2 separate regions of the Homo sapiens genome follow, and region 1 is linked to region 2. Evidence: read pairs that join two places in POLR2A ChIA-PET (ENCODE). Cell type or tissue: B cell. All regions are shown on one strand. Each heading gives the region's core, and the rest is flanking DNA. Links, peaks and the distances in the headings are about the cores only.

Region 1 (9,046 bases), core at 571-8,570, 52 kb after region 2:
GGGGTGAACAGTTTAATTATTAACTGGGAAGAACATAGAAATGTGTAAATCTGGGGAAATAACATAAAAAGTCCCATCAGGACACATGGGTTTGGGATGACTGTGAGCCAACCAGATGAGTGGTAAATCTGAGAAAGGTTGAGTCTGGACTGACAGAAGTGTGAGAAAAGAAGTCATCAGGATGTCTCTAGAAGCCTCAGGCTCAGAGGAGTCAGGAAGAGAGCAATGAGAAAGATTGGGAGAGTGTGATGAGACTGGGGGTGAAGGTGAAGGCCTGGGAACTGAGGGGCAGGGGCAAGTAGAGAAGAGGAGCAAAAGAGAATGAGAAGCAGCAGCCATCAGAGAGGTGCAAAGGACCAATAGAGACTAACACTCTTGAATCAAAATATAAAAAACACGGGAATAGTCAATAGTATCAGGTGCTGCAGACAGGACTGAGAGTAAATATACATTTAGGATGTCATTGGTAATTTTGGCAAGAGTAGTTACAGTGGAGTGTTGGGTTTTGTTTTGTTTTGTTTTGTTTTGTTTTGTTTTTGAGACAGAGTCTGGCTCTGACGCCAGGCTGGAGTGCAGTGGCGCGATCTCTGCTCACTGCAACCTCCACCTCCTGGGTTCCAGCGATTCTCCTGCCCCAGCCTCTGGAGTAGCTGGGATTACAAGCATGGGCCACCACGCCTGGCTAATTTTTGTATTTTTAGTAGAGACGGGGTTTCACCATGTTGGCCAGGCTAGTCTCAAACTCCTGACCTCAGGTGATCTGCCCACCTCGGCCTCCCAAAGTGCTGGAATTACAGGCGTGAGCCACCACTCCTGGCCTGGAGTGTTGTTTTTGATAGCTACATTTCAGAGGGTTGAAGAGTCAAGAAAAGATGAGAAAGGGTTGACATTTGGAGAAAGGTACAATATTCTTTCCAAAATGTTGCCTGTGAAGAAGTAAGCAAGTCAGTAGCTATAGGTGGAGCACAGAACCAAAAGATAGATGTTTTTACTGGAAGATAAACATAAAAGAGTTCTGAAACATCAGTACGATGAGCAAACAATGGAAAACATATAATAGGAAACAGAAAAAAAATTCACAAAATAATACAAATAGTAACTACACAAACAATTATATCCATCCAGGTTCCCAGCATGGATGTGGTTTTATCTTCTTCCTCCATCCTTTTTCACATTTCTTATAAATGTGAAAAAAATGAAAATTTAAACAATAGCTGATACCAATTTTATCCTCTTAAATTGGCATTCAAAACGTGCTAATAGTGAAATAATTTGGTATAATTTTCCTGGAGGGCAATTTGGCTATATATTTGTGTGATAGATGTATTGGCTATATATTTGTGTGATAGATGTATTTCAGAAATCTTGACTATGTATCCAACCTCTCCCTTAAATTTCATTTCTAAGAATTTATCTTAATGAAATAATCACAGATGTGCACAATATTTTGCTACTTAAATTTTGGGCACAGAACTAGCTATAAGAGAGAATACAAAATGTAAAACCTAAAACAATTATACTTTTAGAAGAAGGCATAGAAAAAATTTGTATGACTTTGAGATGGGCAAAAATATCTAGATATGACTGACATCCAAGCAAACAAAAGTTTCTAATTGTAATATAGATAATATAGATTTTAGTTGACCTATATGATATCATGTATGTAGCCATCAAAAATGAAATACATGTACATGATATATTGTTACATTTTAAAGCAGTTATCATTGAAGCATGTTAGTATAATTTTGTTTTTTTATTTAGAAAGAAAACTGTTATTTGACATTTCATTGAAGGTTCTAGCCAGTGCAATAAAGCAAGAAAAACAAATAAAAGCATCTCGATTGGAAAAGATTCAAAAAAGTGGATTTTATGCACAAATGACATGATTATCTATGTAGAAAATATGATGGAATCTACCAAAAAGCTACTAAGACTAAGAAGTGAATTTAGCAAGATTGCAGGATGTAAGCTCAATATATAAAAACCAAATGTATTTCTGTACACTAAAAGCAAACTATTGTAAATTGAAATCTTTAAAAATATTATTTGCAATAGCATTTAAATTATTAGATACTTAGGGATAAATATGACAAAAAATACACAAGACCTGTACCTTGAAATCTACAAAACATTGTTGAGAGAAATTAAAGACCTAAACGAATGTAGATGTCTATTATTGTCATGGGTTGGAAGACTCAATATTGTGAAGAGGTCAAACTCTTCCCCCAAACTAACCTACAGATTCACTACCATACCAATAAAATTCACAGCATGAATTTTTAAAATAAATTGCCAAAATAATTTTAAACTTCAAGTGGAATGCAAAAGAACTAGAATAGCCAAGTTAACTTTGAAAAATGACAAAATTGAAGGAATAATACCTGATTTAAAGACATATTATACAGCTACCAAAGTCAAGGCAGGGTAGTATAGTTGTTAAGACTGACAAGTAAATTGATGGGCCATAATAGACAATCCAGCAATAGAGCCACACATATACAGTCAACTGATTTTCGATAAAGCAATTCAGCAGGGAAAGGAAGATGTTTTTAATAAATGTAAAAAAATTATCTATATCTCACACCATATACAAAAATCAACTCAAAATGTATCCTATAAATATAAAACCTAGAACAGAAACACTTCTACAAGAAAACGAAGGAGAAAACCTTTATGACTTTGGGTGAGGTAAAGACATTTGGATGTAACACCAAAAGCAAGAAACAAAAGAACAAATTGATGTATTAAATTATGTCAAAATTAAAAACATCTGCTTTTCAAAAGTTACTTTTAAGATAAATTGACAAGCCATATATTGGAAAATAATATTTTCATATCAAATGTCTGATAAAGAACTTATATTCCACATAAATAAAGAAATCTGAGAACTCGACAATTAGAGAACACTGTATAACAAAGAAAAATGGGCAAGAAATTTTAAGACATGCCACTAGATTTCCGAGGCTGACACTCTTCCTATATGTACAAATGTCCTGAGGCATTGTAGAAGGCATTGTCCACACTGGTTATTCAGATAAACACTGAGAGAGAAACTGTGGCAAGGAAGGGGACACTCCTCTGCTTGGCAGCCAAAGACTGAAGTGACAGATGGAGATAAATTAAAGTCCTCTTGGGCCCCACTGATGTGAGGAATAATAGACATAGGACACAAGTGCAGATAATCGGAGGTTCTAAAATAAAGGACCATCTTTGAGAGGTGACTCAAATCCAGTGGTGGCTCCTGTCATTTAAACTATGTTTCTCAAAGTGGTTCTGTGTTAGATCTCTTCTCCGAGTTCTTACTAAGCAATGGGACCACAGTCTGCAGCTTCTCATTGTCATCATCCAGGTTCCCAACATGGATGTGGTTTTTTCTTCTTCCTCCATCCTTTGACTTCTTCTTAGTTCGAAAGGAACCTTCCTTTCTACTTTCCAAATCGCCAACCACTCCCTATATTTCTGCATTGCATTCTGCTAGTGCCCCAAAGAAATGAAAATATACAAAAACTAAAGTTGCATTTTAAAATGGTTTGAATATTTACATTCCAATACATTTGTGTGTATACTTGAAGACTAAAAGAGGACATACATTGCAAATGAGATTATGAATAATTTTATTTCCGTTTTAGTTTTCTATGTTTTATACATTTTCTACAATGAACATGCAATTAATAAAAAATAAGCTATTGTATAAAAGTTGAAAGAGACATAGAAATAGGTTTTAATGCTGAAGGGAAGGGGGCTATAGGGCTAGAAAGAAATTAAATGTAAATGAAAAAATATAATCAAAGGATCAAGGGTCATGGAGAATGATGAATTTGGACTGTACGGGAACATTTTGTCCTCATAAATAAGAGGAGAGGAAGTGAAAAGGGTGTGATGCAGTTATAAATGTATCTATTCTGAGGACAGGAAGTTAAGGGAGTTTATCTGTGAGAGGATCAATGTTCTCTGAAGTAGAAGTCATATTTAATAAGACCCACTGTAAGACAGCAGTTCTTTTTATTCTCTGGATTGTGGGGGCCACAAGCTGCTCACCCTCTCTCTAGGGCACGCTCCACGCAGCTGCAAGAACAGGCTTTCTGAAACCCTGGCAACGCAAAAGCCTGTTTACCTTACTCCTTAGAGATCTGCTTAAACATAGCCCACATTTCAAAACCATGCCTGGCCTGAGCCAATCCACACCCCTCATGTGCTCTCTGCAAGTGCCTGCAGCTCATCGTCCTGTTTCTGCAGACTCTCTCTATACGGGCTGTCCCTCAGCTGTTGATGTAAACCTGAGTTCAAAGATCAGTTACTTCCTAGATTTTTGTCCCTAAATCCAGTCACTTCAGCAATGACCAAGTTGAGTAGCAGAAGACCCATCCTGAAGCCAGAGAACCTTCTATCTTCTCCGAAGCATCTCCTCCACTTGCTCAAGCATCTCCTCAGAACAACAGAAAAACTCTTCCTACTGCCTCACTCAGAAGAGGTCAGCTTACATTTGTGTCCCTTGTAATCATGCTTTCTACCCCAAATAGTCATAAAGAGATTCCTTTTGAACGAATTCCATGAAGGAAATCTGGGAAGAACACTTTCTACTTCTCCCTGCACATTGAACCGTTCACGCCTGTTCCACACCCCATGTTTCCCCGCTCCGGATGATAATCGGGGGTCCTCATCATCTGGTCCTGCCCACTCTTCCCCCCTCACCTGTGCCCTTCCACCTCATGCTCAGACACTCAGTCATCTCAGTTTCTTCAGACAAATCTCTATTCCATGCAACTCCATGTATTTTCACAGAACCCAAATTTTTCTTTTTTCCCCCTCTTTGTCATGGTCAGCTCAAGTATCAGAAGACTTTTATGTTCTTCAATAGAAAGGAGATGTTTAAATGGGAATATTAAACCTTCCTGCTCCATTTTCAGTGTGGACGCTGAACCTTACCTCCTTGCTTTCTGTAAGAACAAATTACTGGAATAATATTAGATTGGTTTAACATTTAATTTCTATCCCCTGGCTGTGATCCAATAATGCTAGAGAAATGGACAACTGAATCTTCAGTGAAAAAGTATTCAACATGAAGATTTATAAATAATAATCATAATAGTAAATAAGTGGGAATGAAGGATATAGGCAAAAGAAAAGCAAGGCTAACCCATTTTTATTAGGTTTCCAAAGAGAGAGGAAAGAAAAACGACAGGCTATTAAAGAACTTTTAAATGAGTTCCTTTCATGTTCAGTTCTCACTCTTGAGCTTTAGGAAGAAAAATGGGAACTGTTCTAGAATGTGAAAAATTATCACCTATGTCTCAAAAAATTTCACATAGAAAGCATAAAGGCCTCAGGAATCATTACAAAAAAACACACCCCTTGGCATGGGCTCCCAAAGACCCAGACAAATTATTCTGGTATCCTTGGAACTGAATGAGATTCTTAGTCCCCCTGAAGCTTTCTTTGGTTCAAACCAACTGCTGTCTAATTAGAGGAAAACAGTATTTGGAGATGATAGGATAGGACAGCTTATACAGCAAAATAATTAAACAAAGTTGAATATTGCCATGTAAACACAAATGAGCATTTTACACTTTCTCCCATCACCCAGTAGGATGAGAATCAACATTTGGGATTTCATCCTAAATGCTGTAAATGAGGAAATTTGGCCAGTTGTGGTTGCAAAGTCATTTTTTGATTTCCAAACATACCGAGTCCCTGAACCACAAGTTTCATTTCCCGCCTGTGGAGATTATGTATACCTCCAACCCTTCCCTGCTATCGCTATTAAATCAATTCAAGGGAGAGCAGTTTAAAGCAAGGACTTTAACTTGGAAAATGTCTCCGATTTCTTTGAGAATCCATTGAAAATCATGGACCTTTCCCCAGAAAAAAATAAATGCACACAATATTTTGTATACAATTTAAGAAATTTCTATACCCCAAAAGAATCTTCTCTTTAAAAAAAAAAAAAAATCTTCAGTTTTAGGACAAAATTCTTAAGAAACGCTGAGTCAGTATGGTGCCAAAAACAAATTCAAATGTAATATATTGAGCCAATTAATCATGCTTGATATCAAAGTACTGATAAAATGGATTTTTAGATATAGTAACTAAAACACTATTTTTTAAAGTATTATTATATCCAAAACTGGAACCAATACTTCAAGTTTCACAGGCTCTCATTTAAACTGGAGTAGAATATATGTACAAATATATATTCTGTTTTATTTATATATAAATCGTATATATATGATTTATTTCAAGTGTATATGTGGCTAAGAGACTCTCGAGAGTAAAAAAAAAAATCAACTCAATTACATTAAATACAATGTTCAGATGTGACACTGCTATTAAAGAGTGCAAATAGGATGTAAGAATTTTTTTGACCCATGAGAATAAGCATCAACAATGGATTGTCAGTAGATGAGCTTACTGTGGGTAGATACAAATAGACGGTTCCAAAAAGATTCTCTTTTTATTTGCTGCCACCCAAAGGAATATTCTAGAAAGACATTTCTAAACATACACAACAGAATTGAGAAAGGGATAGAAGCACTTATGAAATCAAAACCTATTATCTCTTATTGATGGAAAATTACACAGTTCCCTATTTTAACAACTACACAAAATTCCACAATTGGGACCCTAATATAAGCTTCATCAAAGCAGAAATCTTGGCTGTCTTCTTCCCTAGCATCCTACAACAATGTCCGATACATTGTGATGCTTTAATAATTAGCTCCTGAACGAAAAAAAATCTAATAATGTCATCTAATAATGACTGGGTAAGTCAACTCAGTGCTCTGGGCCTCAGTTTCTTCAACTAGAAAATGATGGGGTAAAATTGGGTATTTTTAAAAGCTTTTCTCTTTTAATCTTCCCAGTGTCTGTGCTTCTGCTTAGTACACGAGCACTGTCTCCTAAACGGCAAGGCTATGATCACTTAGGCACAGAGAGTGACCACAGACCTGTGCAGATTCCACGTGTGCCATAGCTGTTCACTGAAGAGGTAAGAGGCGAAGAGCCCACAACAGAAATGGGCTTCCAGGGAAAACATCATCAATGGCAGTGTCATCCAAGAGTCCGCTCGGCAAGGGTTTCAACCTCTGGGGAAGAGAGACTATGCCACTGTGAAATGTAACCCAATTATTCCTTTTGTTTTCTTTATGAAGCCACAATCCATAATTAAGTATCCTCATGGACACAGCTCAGTAGATTTTCTGCTGGTTCAACATGCCTGAAGCAGTAATATACTGACTTCTCTTTCAGAATGTGTGATAAAATATCTTTCACCATAACCTCCGAGAGAAAACAGACAACCAAGTATTGATTCAATATTTTTAAAGGAACTTTGTTTAAATGCATCTATTAATTAAACTTTCAAGTAATTTGTGTTCTTACATGGTGATATTAATCAACTCAGATTTAGGTGAGTTTTTTGGGGGGATATGGAAGGAGGTGAAAGTATATTCACTCTGTGAAAAACCGTCAGATATTACAATGCCACTCTAAAATATGTCCCTGAACTTTTCCTTCCTTAGGGAAGTAATTGTCAAAGTTCAGCATATATAAAAATCTCTCGGAGTGCCTGCCAGGAATGCAGATTCCTAGGCCACACCCCCAGATATAAATCTGGAACAAAGCTTAGGAATTTGCAATTTTAACTTTTATCCCAACAGTTCCACTGCAAATGTGCCTAAATCCCACATATTATATCTACCCTCAGGACAGATATACAAACATTTTTCCATTTCTCTTTTTTCCATTCATATCATCATTATGCGTGATATCATTACTCCCTCTAGTGGATGATTTTACTCAGCACCTTTTTTTCTATATTACAAATATCTTGCTTAAAACTTTTAGGAAATCCCATCTGTCATGAAAATCTTGAAAGAAACCAGTGAGAGATCAAGACAAGGTTTATAAGAAAAATTATTTTGGTAATCTAACATTGGGCTCATATATATTTACATATGCATGTAATAAGTAATGTGCATATATTTTGTAGAGAAATTCTTAATCATCATTTAGTTGACTGAACATAAAATGGCTTATCTGTTTTATAAAAATAATTTGGTAGCTTTGAATTTACTGGTCACACTATTTTTAGAATATTTATGCCTGGTTTACTTCCCTGTTTACTATGTGCTAACTAGATTATCTCATATAATTCCAGCAAACTCTATACAAGAGACACTGTTGTCATCCTGATTTTACCAATGAGAAAACTGAGGCATTAGGAGGTTAGGTTACTTGACCCAAGCCAGACAGGGGTCTCTGACCCAAGTCTCCCTAACCCAGGAGTCTGAGTTCTTAGTTGCTTCGCTCCAAGCCTCTCTGACCATGTGGCTTCTAGCCTGTTCGACCTAACTACCACATTGTACTCCTCTCCCTCCACACCACCCCAGGCCTCCTGCTCCTACCCCAGCTCTCTCTGCTCTCCATTGTTCTTTCCAACACCTTCTATGTTCCCTTGGCCTCTGACTCTACTAATACCTTTGCATTTGGACAATTTCTCATCTGGCAGTTGTTAACACCTCTCTCATGCATCCAGCAGCACCACTGAGTCACAATTCTTAGTGGCGTATTCCTCACATTGTAAACTAACGTGACAAGCATATCAGTACAATATATATCTCTTACTATTACTTTAAATAAATGCACCTTTTTCTAAAGCCTTAAAAATGATATTTCAACCATGCTTGGATTTATAAGTTGCATTTTCCCTGCTATCACACCTCTATTTTTTACTCAACTGGTGTGTCTCAAGTACTAGTCTAAATACTGCAAAGCAATGTGAGCCCTTCTTGGTAAAATACTGTATCAGCTAACCCCAAAAATGTTTTTGAAAAGTAAAAGAGTCTTCATGTATAGAAATCCAAGTGAATTAGCTTTTGAGGAAAAGAGCCATTTTTTTCATGTATCCATTCTTGGGTAGCTTCTTGGATTTTGCAGTCACTAAGTTTGTTAGAATAGCATCCCTGGGGCAGAGACAGCGGGACCTTTCTAGTCAGACTGCTTCTCATGTCCTGCGATGCCCACAGAAGACATAATTCTAAGCCACACA
Region 2 (9,046 bases), core at 783-8,782:
CCTATTTGCCTTTTAAGATTAGCTGGATCGTTACCTCCTTATTAATTTCCTATAACTACTATCATAGGGATCACCCCACCTCCTGGGACCTAACCTGCTGCAACATGGCACCATTTTGAGAGCAGAGCCACCACCAGAATACATCACGTCCTGGGATCCAGTAGTCTCTGCATCTGCATTTCCCTGGGGCTTTGTCGTCTTATAGTTCTAGAGGTCAGAAGCCAAATAGAGATCCCACTGGGCTAAAATCAACATGTTAATAGGGCTGAATTCCTTCTGGAAACTCTAGAACTCATTTTCTAGCCTTTTTAAGCTTCCCCATGCCACCTTCCTCAGGGTTTCCCTTTTTTCACCTTGAAAGCCATCAGTGTAGTATCTTCCTCCTTTCTTACCTCTATTCATATTCTTCATCTTCTCTCTCTGACTAACTCTACTGCCTCCCTCTCATAAGGATCCTAATGGTTACATTGGGTTTACCAGTATAATTTGCATAAATCTCCTCAACTCAAGATGGTTAACTTAATCACATCTGCAAAGTCCCTTTTACCATAAAAGGTAAAATATTCACTATCCAAAGATTAGGATGTTGAGATATTTGGGGGGACCATTATTTAGCCTACTATACCTTCTCTTCAAATATGACCTGATCTCTTGAGTTAGAATTTGTTCCTTTTTCTCTGGATTTCAGAATCATGATTACATAGTTCCAATATGAGAATTTTTAGAATGACTTCGAAATTTGGGGTAATCTTTTTACCTTTACTGTTATTTTCTTGGTGACGAAATTGTGCATTTCATCTCTGCAGTCAAACAGGCCTGAATCTGGACCCAGATCTCCACCCATAGTGGAGCCAGATACCTGGTCCAGATCTCAGCGTTACCACCTATCAGTGAGAAGCAGCCCCAATTTTTCAGTTTCCTCAGCTGTAACATGTATGTAATTATAGTATTTACTACAAAGATTTATTGTGAGCATTAATGAATATATGGAAATGGCTTAGAACACTGATAAGCACATATTATTCACTCAAAACTGTTAGTTATTATTACTTTCCACTTGTGAGATTATTGTAGAATTAAAGAGACAGTAAATAAAGCTACAGCACAATGCCTGGAACATAGAAAATTATCCCTACATTCTAGTTTTTTATTTATCATCATAACCTATATTAAATACAACAGGTTAAAGTCAAATAGAGTGAAGAAAATACTGTTTCAAAGGTAGGACTTTAGTGAAATGCACTCAACTTTATGCTAATAATCTGATGTTTCAGGCTTTCTTATTTTCAGACTTAGTATGGTTATAGGGTTAAAAGATATGAAAGGCCAATAGTGTTGCAAGGGATATATTTTATTAGTTTCATTAATGAAATTTTAATAGCAATAAATTCAGGCTTTTAAATATTACAAAGTATTTTCAAATATCTCATGGGGCCTTGATGTTAGCTTCAGGAAGTATCTAGCAACCTAATGGCTGTTTGATTAGACTTCTCAGACTATTATTATCCTTGTCACATAATAGTGCTTTAGTCCATGTATCATAGGATCTTCAAGTATTATTCATTTGTTTCCAAAGCAAATTGAGCTATTCCACTCAAATGATTACAGTAAATAGAATAGAAACTTGTGGAATCATCTTCCTCTCTCGTAAATGAAGTAACAGCAAAATAGCGCAGCATCTCAGCTGTTCCAGGTTCCTCAAATAAGTTTTACTTTTGCAAAACCAACCTCAAACTTCCTATATTCTCTGTTCTGCATTATAAGCAACATGACCAGCAGCCACGTTTGTTGTAATTTTTTAAATATGTGGAAAAAAAGCAAGATATCAACCATGTATTACCTTAACCAAGATGCCAAATTATCTAACTTGTTTCTCCAGGCAAGCAGCCCAACAACAGGGACAGCTCCCAGGAGCCAGTCAAGGTTGTCTGTCTGTCCATCCACTCAGGACATCTGCAGGTAAGTGCTGAACAAATTATCTTAATCTATATTCTTTGGATCAATATTCGTATTCTTGTTGTTTGTTCTGAGAATGTGTGTCTCTTGCTTCTGCTTTACATGGTCCATAGAAAATTTATACTGGCTATTTTTTTTCATTTAGTTCATTTTCTTCAGTTGATCTTTATTTATCTACTTCTGGTCCATGCTGTCATTTTCATCATTCTCTCTCTCTGTTTTTCCATGGCTTTCCTCTCCATTCCCATTTCCCATCCTTTGCCTGCTGCTCTGTCTAGATCTGCCATCTTGCATGACATGTCAGAAGAGTCATTTGAGTATTGCACCCCTGTCATGGTGCTGAGCCCTGCTAGGAAGGAGTCTGGTAAGAAATCAGTAATACAAAGACCTAGGAGGAGGAGAAAAGCCTCTGAGAGATATGAGCATGCTGCAGAAGAACAAATAAGAGGGAGAAAAAATGACTTTCACCTTCAAATCTCAAGCCCCAGGTGGAGGGAGCTTTACACAGATTCTTCAGATTCATCTTCCACAGATGAGAGTCATTGGATTCAGGCAAAAAGAAGAGCCCAGGTTAAATTCAGACTGTCAAGAAGAAGGAGGAGAAATAATAATAAGCCGTGTGAAAACTTAGCTGGGTCTTCCACTCCTAACGGAATTGAGCTCGTTGATCTGGGATCCAAAGGTAAAGAGCAACAAGAGCTGATTGAATGTGAGAGTTGCTCTTTAAATCTCCACAGAGGAAAACATACAAGGTACCAAGAATGCAACCCTTCTCTGACTCAAGGGTCCTCTGAAATTAAGAGATCCTCAAGGAATCATGAGAAGAGCAAAGGCAGATATCACCACAGAGATCCTCAGCTCTTGCAAAGTCTTAGGAAAAATGAAATAATGAAGAAGACATTTTCAGAAACAGATTCCAGCACTGAAATACTGGGAGTTCCAGAAGGCAGCAAGGACATGAATGATGCAGGGCTCCAGGTGAATAACCCTGTTCAGAAGCCTCCTGCCACCTATGACGATGGGTCTGATAATTTAGAAGTATGCAGGTCAGTCACTGTAGAGAAAGGCTTGATGTCATCCATATATAGTTCTTTTTGCAGTGAGTTAGGTGCGTGTTTGACACCTACCCTCAAAACTTAACATTTATTTACATTGTTCTTTTTCTGATTGGATATAAAAGGAGAAAAGGTGGGTATGAAAAGAATAATGCAGATGTAAACATGGGTGTGAAAGCTGTTACCAAGTACAATTAGATATCCCCTTCCTTTAAACTGAATAATGATTTATCCTGGTAAAGGGGCTGACTCAGCTGAGTCTTGCACTCATTCTAGTTATGACAGTAATAGTGGGGGAATTAAGAGTGAGACTGTGTGAAATGTTAGACTTTTCAATGCAAATTTGCTGGCATCCTGACAGAAAGATATTCAAGGCTTGAGTTCTTTAAGGTCAGATTTTTGTATCAGAAAATAACATTCTCTGCAGTTGGCTTTAATTTGTTCTCCAATTGTTTGACTCAGCAGGGTAATTGAAGACTCAAAGGACACAGAAACAGGTCAGGGACGTATCAGTGGGGTTGCAAGAGCCTGTAGGGAAGGGGGCCACATTAACTTTACTGATAAACATATACCGAAAGGTTTCAACATGTGGATATTTTCTAGCTATGTGGCAGCGTTCTTGCTCTTTTTAACTCAACAGCATATATTTTCAAAATAACCTTACATAAAAAGAATTATAGGAATATCCAAGCTAGTGTGCATAAATGAGACAATTTCAAACAAAAAAATATATTTGTACATTTTCATATTATACCTAATCATTTAAGCTGTTTAGATTCTGTATGAGAGCAAATGAAGATTTTCACTGCGCAATACTTGTTATGTTTTGCTTTGCTTTTATAAAAGCAGAAGTTACTTCATAAAATATGTATGCATGTTCGTGTGAATTACGTGACCCAGAGAAGGCTGCTCATGTCCATTGAGGGCAGCAGTGAGAAGAATTAAACTCTACATGTGAATAATATAAGAATGGTTTGTTTATCTGAAAGTTTTATAGGATAGTCATTCATAAAATCCTCATTCATATATGTATTCAAGCATCTATTATGCATTAAGCTTTATTCTAGACATTGAAAATAATATAGTGAGTAAGATTTGTATAGTTTCTAACATCTTACAGCTTATAATTTAATATGGAACAGAGACCCAAAACAAATTAATTTACAGCTGATATATAATTATAATTATGATAAGAACTATGAAAGCACATGGCAAGGAAGCTTCACCTATTGTGGGAGATGAGACAAAAACTCTCTAAGTAAGTGACAAGCAGGCTAAGGCTCAAAGGATGACAGGAATTGATCAGGAAAGAAGCAGGGAAGACCATCTAGGCAGAGGCTGCCACTAGCAGGAAACAAGAGGAGGGACGGAGCTTGGCAATTCAGGGAACGTAAAGCTTGCCATTGCAGCTAGGTTGTGGTGAATAGGGGGATGGGTGGTAGAGAGAAGGATGGAGAAGTGGAGAGGGCTCGACTGTACAGGGCCATGTGAAACATGCTAAAGGACTTAAAAGGGATTTACAAAGAAACTGTCACCGTGTAATTTACCTATAAATGTAAATTTCTTATAATCTTTTAATTATGATCTATATGTATGTTTGCTGAAAAGTTAGGGGATGGACTAAACCACTCTTTCTAGTCTGAATGGAGAATTTCCCACTTGCAACCATCTGTTGTCATTCCCTAAATCTAGCTTCCAACATAATCTAATGAAAGACAGTCAAAGAAGCTAGTTGTAGGCTAAATGGTAATTGGAGAGAAAAATAATGCTTGCAATTAAAGTCGTAGTGACTGGTTCTCCTTACTTAAAAACCCTACTCTGGAGAAACATTTTCAAAGACAGGATATTTAATTTAGACTTCTATTAATGAAAGTGAGATAGATGAGCCAATAGGTATTATTTCCTGCTAGAGATTACCATCAAAATATACCAACTAAGCAAATGCTACAGGCAGCATGTTATACTCGATGCTGAGGATAAAAAGTAGCAAAAGACCTGATTCTTCCCTTAAGTGGCTTATGATCTAAGTGGCAGAGATTGAACACATACTCGAAAAAAAGCATATAAGATAGTACAGGAAGAATGTAAGAAAAGGAATACTGCAGGATTTGAAGAAAGATTTGCTGAGATCTGGGATGATCTAGAAAACCCCTAAAGAAGAAGAGGTACTGGGGCTGAGAAAAATAGAATTTACGTTAGAACTCAAGGCGGGGGAAATGCCATTAGCACAACAGGGATGGGACACTGGCACTTGCATTTATGAATTTTACATGAACTTATATGACTAGGTTGGAAAGTTTGCATACATTGATAAAAAATAACTCTTTAAAATAAGACATTTTGAAGAAAACTTACATATTCAGAGTTGTTTATGCTGTAAATCCATGTTTTCAAACTCCCTCAATGGATCTCTTGAGTTCCAAAGAGGCTGCCTCTAAAGTTGAGGCAGGTCAAGGGGATTGTGCTTCCCTCAGCCCATTTTCAGCCAGAATACCTTCATGATTATGTCTCTTACATAGTGGGGTTCTACATAATATTCCTTTAAGAATAAAAAAGGTTCCAGGGCAAAAAAATATATATATATGTGTGTGTATATAAATATATACGTGTATTATATATATACGTATATATATATATACACACACACACACACAGAAAGACCTTTTCTAAATAAAATAGGCTTAATGAAGTCACATACACAGTGTAGTCACCAGTGTCTCTGATAAAGGAACCTAGATTTAGGAGATGGAACTATCCTGTGGGTTGAGTAGAGTACTAGGACAATAATGGATAAGGAAAGGGAAGAACAAATGGCAAATTAGCCTTCCACCAAGTGAATGAGGACAATCTCAGAGTTTGGATTTGGTGAGAGCCTAAGACAGAGGAGTCAAGAATGACTCCAAATCTTGGAACTTGGGACAACAGTAAATGTTGATGTTAATGAACAGAGGCAGAAGACAGAGGCAAGTTGATTTAGGAAAGACATAGTGAGTTCAATTACAGGCAAGCTATTTGTGGTTACAATGACATTCCAGGGTCAGCTGTCCAGCAGACAATATGAGACATATTATTGAACTGCAGAAGAGCAGTCACAGTTGGGCGTGTATAGTTTTTCAATAATTAGTGAACTATACATAGCCTGACACTAAACAACGGCATGTGTGCATTTTTTAACACAATGTATTAGCACAAGGTACTAAAGATATTAAACACTGAAAATCTATTCAAGGTCAGGAAGGACATAGAGATTTTGGAATTATTCTCAAGGAGGTAGCAGTGATGCCTGGAAAGTGAATTAAATCACTACAAAAGATCTTGTGTAGGAGAAAAGATATATATGATCTCTAGAAATGGATACAGCCTGAGAACCAGGGTCTTCTATGTAGGCAAAACAATGACCCCTGAGAGAAGCAGCAATTGCCTGTGAACTTGCCCTCTCAGACATGCATAGAAGGAGCAGTCTCAGCCACAACCACAAAAAAGAAAGAAGCTCCTAAGCCTTCTTCCTTTTCTGTTCCTGGCTTCTGGTCCCCACATGCACACTCTATTCTGTTTGCCTCCTTCATCACAGCCTTTTTCAGAGAAAGTATCTCTACCAGCCTATTATACCTTAGAGGGAATTTAACTCATCATACTATTATACCCACAGTTATTTCCACAGTGCAGTGGAAAAGTATTTGCTTTTTTGAAAAAGGAATTGCATTTAATTAAAAGGCAAACAAACATGAATCAGATCATGTTAGCCCATGATTGAAACTTTTTCATGGCCTGTAAATCGCCCTCACTGGAAGGTGCAAAATCTTTAATATTTACAAGTCCCTGTTGATCGCTCTATCAGATCTGCCTCTCTAGCTCCACCACCCATCATTAACTATGACCTTTTCATGCTGGTCTGTTTCCAATTCCCTGAAAGTGTTCAGACCTACCCCTTTCAAGACCTAGAATGGCTTTACCTTACCTCCTTGGATCTTCTCCAGACGACTTCCTATTCTTTCTCAGTTTAAATGCCATTTCTTTAGGAACAGCTTCCTAACCTCCTAACCAACACTCAGGTCCCCTGGCAGTCACTTCCATAGCATAACTTTTAATTGCTAAAATATAGGCATTATTATGATTAACTGTGTCAAATTTGTTCACTGCAAAATCCAAAGTACCTGGAACAATGCCTGGCAGATAGAACATTCTCAACACATAGTTTTTGAATGATAGCTTTAGTGAAAATGTACTTTTCTAAGGGAATAATTCTTAGGATGCAAAATCATAGCACTGTATGTTGGACTGCCTCACCTGCTGTAGAGCCAACATGGAAAGAATACTCTACACCAGCAGTTCTAAAACTTTAGTGAGCATCAGTGACAACTGGAGGGCTTGTTAAAATGCAGATTCCTGGACCCACCCTTAGAGTTTCTGATGCCCTTGCTCTGGGGTTAGGCTCATTAACTTGTATTTTTAAAATGTTCCCAGGTGATTCTGAAGCTTCTGATGCAGGAATCACATTTTGAGAAACACTATTCTATGCTACAAATCGTTCCCATGCTTTAGATAGGAAGAGAAAGGAGAGAAAAGAATCTAAAGAATGTATTTGAAAAGCCAAATGTCTATAGTTTTTTATCATATTCCCTTGAATGCTGACACAAAGCATGACTAGGTTACATTCCTGTACTTCACATTGTTAGACCAATATAGCATGGGTTGTGTCACCAAAACCATAGACTGGCAAAGTCCCACCTCTACCAGGAACTCAAATGTCATGGTTTGGTTATTGCTTCCCTTCAAATCCACTTCCTCATTTCAACTACTTCCATTTCTATCAGTGAGTCCACTAATTTCCTGGATTTTCCATTTTTGATCTTATTCCTTCCATATTGGATGTGTCCAGTCTCCAACAAAGTACTGACATTTCTTTCTCCAGATACTAGTTTCTGATCTGTGCTTTTTTTCTCAATCCCAGTGTTCCATTCTAGTCCTTCTCTACACTTTCCATCTCCACCACATCCACTTTTTAGCCCACTACCTGTTTTGTTAAGTACTTTTCTAATGGGATAAAATCAACAGAAATCAATTCAAATGAGCTTAAACAAGAAAGGGGTATGTTAACCACACGAACAGTAAAACAAAGTATACAGATGGCTTCAGGAACTCCAGAAACAATGTGGTTCTCTCACTCTCTCTCTCCTTCTCTGTGAGGAGTCATTTCCTCCAACTGCAGACAAACTTCCTATATATAGAAGAGGGAAGAGATAGTCTGGCCAGAGGTAGCTTCGGGCTTACATTTTAGCAGCAGCAGCCTAACAGAAAAGAGAAATGTTCTTTTCAAGCACTTATACATGAAATCCCAGGGAAGGCATATAATTAGCCTGCCCTAGGTCACATACCCATCTTTGAGTCAATCACTGTCACCAGGATCATAGGGTATTGTGGTTGGACTAAGTCCTTGAATGGGAAGACTGGATTTAAAATGTAGCCATCGGCAACCCCTCCAAATCTTATGAATTGGGAAAAGGAAATTTCAACAGCAAAAAGAACTGCAGTAGTACCAGAAGAAGTGAAACAAGAATTCTGAGCAAGAAAAATAAATGAAACAATACAGTAATGCTCAACTACACCACCACCAAATGTAGTTCTTCCCCTCTTAAATGTCTCACTCCTCGTCTCCAAATGCTCATATTTAGGCATGCTTCAATATGCACTTCATTTTTATCCTCCTTTATAAAGGAGGATAAAAGGTTTTCTAAGCTAGTCTGGTCCACAGTTATCTTTTCTCTCTTGGAAATCTCATAATTCTTCTAGTCAGTATCATATATTCTCTACTTTCATGTGTGTTAGCTCTCTTTTCCCTACAGAATAAGTTCCTTGAACATAGGAGTCCTGCCTTACATCTGTTTTGTGCCCTCCACAATACTCAGAACAATTCAGGCAGTGCTCAAACAGACCTTTTGGGACAGCTTCCGAATCAGTGCATGCTAAGAGAGTAGACTTGCAGAAAACATGGAGACAATAATGGGAATTCGGTGTTACAGGGTAAAACAAGTAAA

Evidence for each region. ChIA-PET counts read pairs that join two places held together with the same protein. Peaks named below come from ENCODE experiments on the same cell type or tissue, not always from the same donor. Only the 100,000 strongest peaks of a DNase experiment are listed, where the experiment ranks them.
Region 1: POLR2A ChIA-PET joins it to region 2 with 13 read pairs; 3 of 35 experiments call an interaction of 5 or more read pairs at or near these places.

What each region holds. Positions count from the first base shown.
Region 1 is chr4:163,553,788-163,562,833 of GRCh38, reverse strand. The region is part of intron 8 of MARCHF1 (membrane associated ring-CH-type finger 1); the gene reads left to right. Among named protein-coding and RNA genes, the nearest start is that of TMA16, 64 kb to the right of the region's middle. In B cell, for the core only: CTCF peaks have their summits at 6,305, 6,508, 7,564 and 7,769 (motif pointing left); DNase peaks (open chromatin) are centred at 3,239, 4,033, 6,463 and 7,763; H3K4me3 peaks cover 1,597 bases; H3K27ac peaks cover 7,438 bases.
Region 2 is chr4:163,606,227-163,615,272 of GRCh38, reverse strand. MARCHF1 (membrane associated ring-CH-type finger 1) reads left to right here. Exons shown (of 10, transcript NM_001394959.1): 6 at 1,880-1,959; 7 at 2,235-3,002. Among named protein-coding and RNA genes, the nearest start is that of TMA16, 120 kb to the right of the region's middle. RefSeq lists an enhancer at 3,436-3,485. In B cell, for the core only: a CTCF peak has its summit at 4,058; DNase peaks (open chromatin) are centred at 1,682, 3,902, 4,382, 8,207 and 1 weaker place; H3K4me3 peaks cover 7,920 bases; H3K27ac peaks cover 8,000 bases.